Linked DNA regions of Homo sapiens: region 1 is linked to region 2. A link is a contact called in ENCODE Hi-C or POLR2A ChIA-PET data. All regions are on one chromosome and are shown on one strand. The core of a region is the stretch at or near the end of the contact, and the rest is flanking DNA. Distances in the headings are between cores, read along the strand shown.

The links. Hi-C counts contacts between places; a loop is a spot of excess contacts on that map. ChIA-PET counts read pairs that join two places held with the same protein, here RNA polymerase II (POLR2A). Pooled maps may share reads with other maps.
Region 1: a loop to region 2 is called in a pooled map, with 1.9 times the contacts of the local background. The contact joins two enhancer-like sites. A Hi-C loop is called at or near these places in 1 of 168 maps with a recorded cell type or tissue (HepG2) and 4 of 50 pooled maps. POLR2A ChIA-PET finds 5 or more read pairs at or near these places in 1 of 52 experiments (OCI-LY7).

Annotation. Positions count from the first base shown.
Region 1 is chr11:78,038,550-78,041,792 of GRCh38, forward strand. NDUFC2-KCTD14 (NDUFC2-KCTD14 readthrough) reads right to left here. Exons shown (of 3, transcript NM_001203262.2): 2 at 115-209. The coding sequence ends at 115. It also overlaps a transcript of KCTD14 not described here. Among named protein-coding and RNA genes, the nearest start is that of KCTD14, 17 kb to the left of the region's middle. RefSeq lists an enhancer at 1,039-1,995 and a silencer at 1,632-1,691. Within about 2 kb of position 1,587, at least 34 of the 41 ENCODE cell types and tissues checked have a DNase peak (open chromatin) inside an H3K27ac peak, as active enhancers do.
Region 2 is chr11:77,913,185-77,916,256 of GRCh38, forward strand. The region is part of intron 15 of INTS4 (integrator complex subunit 4); the gene reads right to left. Among named protein-coding and RNA genes, the nearest start is that of INTS4, 80 kb to the right of the region's middle. Within about 2 kb of position 1,272, at least 10 of the 41 ENCODE cell types and tissues checked have a DNase peak (open chromatin) inside an H3K27ac peak, as active enhancers do.

The DNA.
Region 1 (3,243 bases), core at 337-2,836, 130 kb after region 2:
CTGGCTCCCCAGCCCAAGTGCGTAGGCCCCAGCTGGTTACCCCAAGTGAACAGCTTCTCCACCATCTCACACAGCCCAGACACCTGGACCCAAGAGAGGGGGTGACCTGCATACCTAATGGGTGGTGGCAGCAGAACTCCCCACAGCAAACACAGCAGGGGTGTCAGAGAGGGATCCTGGGGACAAGCAACAGAGGCCAATGTCACCCCCTGAAACAGAAAGAGAATTTCTTAGAAGACTATCAGTGTTCACAAAGGACGAGGACCAGGAGTTCAGAGGGCCCAGGCCAGGAGCCTGACTGGAGCCACACTGCAGAACTGGATGGCTACTGCTGCTGTGGTCACGGTCAGGCCCGGATGTACCAGGGGCTGCCAGCAAAAGAATCCCATCTCTTGCAAGGGATTCCATAGCGGGAGCAAGGGCCAGGAATTGGCGCCCTGCCTAAAACTCATGGGAATTTCCCCAGAAGGGAGAATATGGGGCTAGGAGGGAAGGAGTAGAGTCTGGACTTTAGATTACAAAAAAAAAAAAAAAAACACAAAAAAACAGGTGTCTCTGACCACAGGGTTGGGCTGAACTGAATTTCAAGAGGACCTTGAACTGGGACAGGGTTGGTGCCACCCCTACTACATATATATCCACTAACAAAACTTGAATCATGCCATTTAAAATATTTATTTAACCAGGCCAGGTGCGGCAGTTCATGCCTGTAATCCCAGCACTTTGAGAGGCCGAGGCAGGCAGACCGCTTGAGCCCAGGAGTTCAAGACCAGCCTGGAAAATGTGGAGAGATCCCATCTCTACAAAAAATACAAAAAAAATAAATAAAATTAGCCAGGTGTGGTGGTGTGCTCCTGTAATCCCAGCTACTCAGGAGGCTGAGGCGGGAGGATTGCTTGAGCCCCAGTAGTTGAGGCTGCAGTGAGCCATGATCTCACCACTGTACTCCAGCTTGGGTGACAGAGCAAGACTCTGTCTCAAAAAGAAAAAAAAAAAGAAAAGATTTATTTAAACATGTATGAGCCTGGGGCAACATGGTGAAACTTTGTCTCTACAAAAGAAAAAAAAATAGCTAGGCATGTTGATATGTGTCTGTAGCCCCAGTTAATCAGGAGACTGAGGTGGGAGGATCACTTGAGCCCAGGTGGTTGAGGCTGCAGTGAGCCAGTCTGGGAGACAGAGTGAGACCCTGTCTCAAAAAAAAAAAAAAAGTGTACTCATTTTTTCCACCTGGTATCGTGACGATTTCCCCCATATGAAGGGCTCTTCTGTACCACTTTTTAAAATGGCGACAGAGCATTGTGTTGTATGAATGTATCATAAATCTACTAAGCCACATTTTACTTCTTTCTTCTCTCCTTCCTTCTGTATTTTTTCTCTCTTTCTCTACTATAATAGTGCTGCAGTGAGCATCCTTGATAGCTAAGGCACTGTGCAAGGAGTAGGCACTTTTTTGAGCTCTTATTCAGTGTTTCCAAATTACTAAGAAAGCTGTGCCCACCATCCAGGCACACAGAGTGTGGCTGCCCTGTTTATGTTTTTGCCCCATGTTCAGAGTCTGACCTCCAACAGACTTCCGGGGCTGCAGGCAAGGGCTGAAACCAGAGCTGGCCGCTGGCCAGGAGCTGAGAACCAAGCCAAGGCTGCCCCCGTTTCCCGTGTCATGTCTTCCTGGAATCTGAAGTACGGGCATTTTTTCTGGCTGATTCAAAGTACCCTCAGAAACTCACTTCCTGCTCCATGTTCTTTTTCCTTTCTCCTGTCTTCTCCTTCTCTCTTCCTTGTCTCTTTTCTTTCTTTCTTTCTTCTTTTTTTCCTTTCTGTTTCCTCTTTCTCCCTCCACTTCTTCCTGTGTCTCTTCTCTCTTTAACTCTGCTCCTCTTTCTCTCTGGCTCTTTTCTCTTTGTGTGTCTCTCTGCTGTTTTCTTCCTCTTTTGCCTTCTTTCTGCACCTTTTAATTTTCTCCGCCTGGAATCCAGCCTCATTTCTGTGTCTTTTCTCTGTCTCTTCGGTGGCTGTCTGTCCTCCATCCACCACTCCTGTTCTGTGAGTCATCCCTTCCCCAGGGAGAGAAGGCAACCAACATTCTCCTTGCTAGGCCTTGATTTTTTATTTTATTTTATTATTTTTTTTTTTTTGAGATGGAGTTTCACTCTTGGCCCCCAGTCTGCAGTGCAATGGCGTGATCTTGGCTCACTGCAACCTCCGCCTTCCGGGTTCAAGCAATTCTTCTGCCTCAGCCTCCCAGTAGCTAGGACTACAGGTACGCATCACCACGCCCGGCTGATTTTTGTATTTTTAGTAGAAATGGGGTTTCACCATGTTGGCCAAGCTGGTCTCCAACTCCTGACCTCAGGTGACCCGCCCGCCTCAACCTCCTGAAGTGCTGGGATTATAGGTGTGAGCCACCGCGCCCGGCCACTAGGACTTAATTTGAATGGAAGGTGATTTTGCCTCTCACAAAGGACAAAGCTAACAGATCTCCGAAGTGGGAGTTGCCTGGTAAGCCAGGTTGACCCAGGCACTCTGGGCTTCAAGGATTGGGAGACACACAGTCTGTCAAGCTTCCATTAGAGGCTCTATCACCCCAGGGGCCAGCACACTGGGTCTGATGACTCACCAGGGCGGCACTGGCGCAGTGGCAGCAGGATGTAGGTAGGGGCACTGGAGTTTATGATGTTGCTGCAGGGAGCAAACCTACTGTGTGTGGGTGGGCTCAGGGCTGGATGCTGGAGACCCAAGAACACAGCAGACCCAGTCTGCATGAAACTGAGAGACTGGACTAGCTGGATTTCCTAGGCCGACTAAGAATCCCTAAGCCTAGCTGGGAAGGTGACCGCTTCCACCTTTAAACACAGGGCTTACAACTTAGCTCACATGGGACCAATCAGATAGTAAGGAGAGCTCACTAAAATGCTAATTAGGCAACAACAGGAGGTAAAGAAATAGCCAATCATCTGTTGCCTGAGAGCACAGCGGGAGGGACGATGATCAGGATATAAACCCAGGCACTGGAGCCGGCAATGGCAACCCCCTTTGGGTCCCCTCCCTTTGTATGGGAGCTCTGTTTTCACGCTATTTCACTCTATTAAATCTTGCAACTGCACTCTTCTGGTCCATGTTTGTTACGGCTCGAGCTGAGCTTTCGCTCACCATCCACCACTGCTGTTTGCCACTGACTCCCATCCCTCCGGATCTGGCAGGGTGTCCTCTGTGCTCCTGATCCAGCGAGACTCCCGTTGC
Region 2 (3,072 bases), core at 22-2,521:
AAAGACAATCCCCTTCAACCCTGCCTGCTAGTGAGTTTAAACATGATTACATTTATAAAATTTGATTTAGTTACAAAATGTCAAGAACATGTCCAGTATGTTAAATAAGCCAGTTAGTTTAAATTTTTTTTTTTTTTTTTTTTTTGAGATGGAGTCTCACTCTGTCGCCCAGGCTGGAGTGCAGTGGCGTGATCTCTGCTCAGCACAAGTTCTGCCTCCCAGGTTCGCACCATTCTCCTGCCTCAGCCTCCCGAGTAGCTGGGACTACAGGCACCCGCCACCACGCCTGGCTAATTTTTTGTATTTTTAGTAGAGATGGGGTTTCATCGTGTTAGCCAGGATGGTCTCGATCTCCTGAGCTCGTGATCCGCCCACCTTGGCCTCCCAAAGTGTTGGGATTACAGGCATGAGCCACTGTGCCCAGCCAGTTAGTTTAAATTTTAAAGCAAACATCCATAAATGTCCAACTATTATCTATGTAACTGATATTCTCAAAATGCTTTTGCCACATATCATTACAATAATCTTCGCAACAGTTCTACAGGTGCAAGCCACAGCATCTGGCTCATAGGTGAGATCTTCATTGGGTTAAATGGCTGTTTGGATTACAAAACAGGGCACTGTGTATGACAGTGAAATTTGTTTTACACTCATACTAACAAATACATGGCTCCAGTCCTCATCAGAGAACCTTCTGTATGAAAGGCTAACATTTCACTCCATAACAACTCAGAAAGTGTAAGTTGTGGAGAACCCCAGGGGTCAACTGATCTAATCTCATGTGATACAGGAATCCCCTGTAAATCACTGCACATCACAGAATATGGATTTTAGAGTTGACAAAGCTGAACTCAAATCCTGCTTCTGCCTCTTCTTAGCAAATTACTTCATGTCTGCAATGATGGTTGTAAAACATCGCAGGTGCCCTCAGTGCTATGGTCCATCTGCTTCCCTTTCCAGATTTTTCACCATCCTGCCTATGCTCCTGAATACACACTCAAGCTAGAAACACAGAGCCCCAAACTTAGGACAGTGATCTGGCCGGCCACTGCCTAGCAAGACTATCATCTCAGGAAACCCAGACCATGAAGGCGAGTACCTTCTAAGAGCCAGCACTGCAGCTGATCACCAAATTGGCTAGCTTTTGTGCCTTTTGCACTTGCTTTAGTGCCAACAGGATAAAACTGTCAAGGACAAAATCTAAATGTTTATTTAGGTGGGGATGAGTCAGGAAGTAGACTGTATTTTACTGGGCTCAGGGCCAACAACCTCATTCAGTGGCCTCCAAAACTAAACACTTTGTTGAGGGAGAAGAGAAATCGCTTCACAAGAGGTATAGAAAGGACTGGAATCTCCGCTTACAGAGCTGTGGACTGCCCAGAGCTTACAGCAGGGTCAGCAAATTTTTTCTGTAAAAGGTCAAATAGTAAATATGTTAGCTTTTACAGGCCGTATGGTCTCTGTGGCAACTACTCAACTCTGTGATTGTAGCATGAAAGCAACTATAGACAATACCTAAACAAATGAGCGTGGGTGTGCTTCAATCAGATCTTACATACAAAAGCAGGCAACAGGCCAGCTTTGGTCCACAGGCTGTAGTCTGGGGACTCCTAGTTTAGAGTACTGTTACTGGCACATCACAGGCACACAATAAATATCAAGTATATGATTCAATGTACAGTGGCAAGAGAACAAACTGCCATGCTAAAATCATTTCAACCTAAAAAATAATTCAGTTTTCCCTATCTTTTATTGTTACTGATTACAGTGATGGTATTCAGGTGAACACTCTGCCATTTGGAATATCATTTAGGCTTAGCCTGTGCAGCTAATGCAGCTTCTTCACACCACACAGCCATCTTTGACATATTTCAACTTGTTAACGATTCATGTTCTGCAGCCCTTTTGGCTGATGCTATCACTGCAAAGCAGTGATATGTGTGAGTCCATTCATTACGGTAACAAGCTTTCACTCAAGCTTTGTTTCTTGCAGTATCTATCATTTCTAGTGTGATCTCCTCCACTGATTTTTAAAAATCCAGTCAACAGTAGGATTTTCTTGTTGAACTGTGAAGGCCTGTGCTAGGTAGGGACTTTGTGAATCATCCCTGCTTGGGTCCCAGAGCTACTGGGGGGCCCATCACTGGAGTGGCTGGTGAGACCCTCCAGGGCATGAGAGTTGCTATGGGCCTCTGTGTGGCTTCTAGAGGCTTCCCAGGGGCACAAAGACTAAGTGACCCAGGTGGAAGCTCAGGAGGCTCACGCTGGACACATGCTGCACACTCTGGCTCTCCTGTGGCTGCAGCTGCACCCACCTACCCAGCATTCTCCCCACGACCTGTCCAGCCCAAGCCCACGGCACTCCCAGGGGAGCCCAGGACACCCTCAACTTTTTATTGGATTACTAGAGTATCAGACCACCCATTTATCTCTCAGTTCCTCACTCCCACCCCTGCACCCAGCAAGTCACCAAGTCCCCCAGGTGAGTAAACTGGAGCTAACAGCAGTTGGTACTTATGGCATATACTGGATTTGGCTCACTCACTCGTGGTATTCCTATCTTCATCTACTGTATCTTCCTAGACTACATAAGCTGCAAAGTTAAAAACTGCATTTCTCAGATTCCCTTGAGCTAGGTTCCAGACATGATTTATTATCAGTCAATCAAACACATTCGCATGAGTTTTGCATAGGGAATAATGTTAAGTGGGAAGAAAGGCAGAATGCAAGACATGGTTCTGGAGCCAGCAGCTTTATTGGTAGCATCCTGACTCAATAGGCAGCTTTCCTGATCATAGCAGGAACATCAGCCTCCTTGGTGGCCCACTCATTGTGTGGCTCTGGAAATCATTCCTGGATATTCCACCTAGTCTGTTTCTTTAGCCTTCCCAACAACTCTGTGAGCCATGTAACATTCTGTAATAAATTTCTTTCTGCTTAAATTAGTTAAAAGCCTCTTTTGTTTTCTGCAAATGAACCCTGAGCAATAAACTTGACTAAGATCAAACAACTACAAGTCATGTGTTGTTTAACGATGGAGATACATTCTGAGACATACACTGTTATGTGATT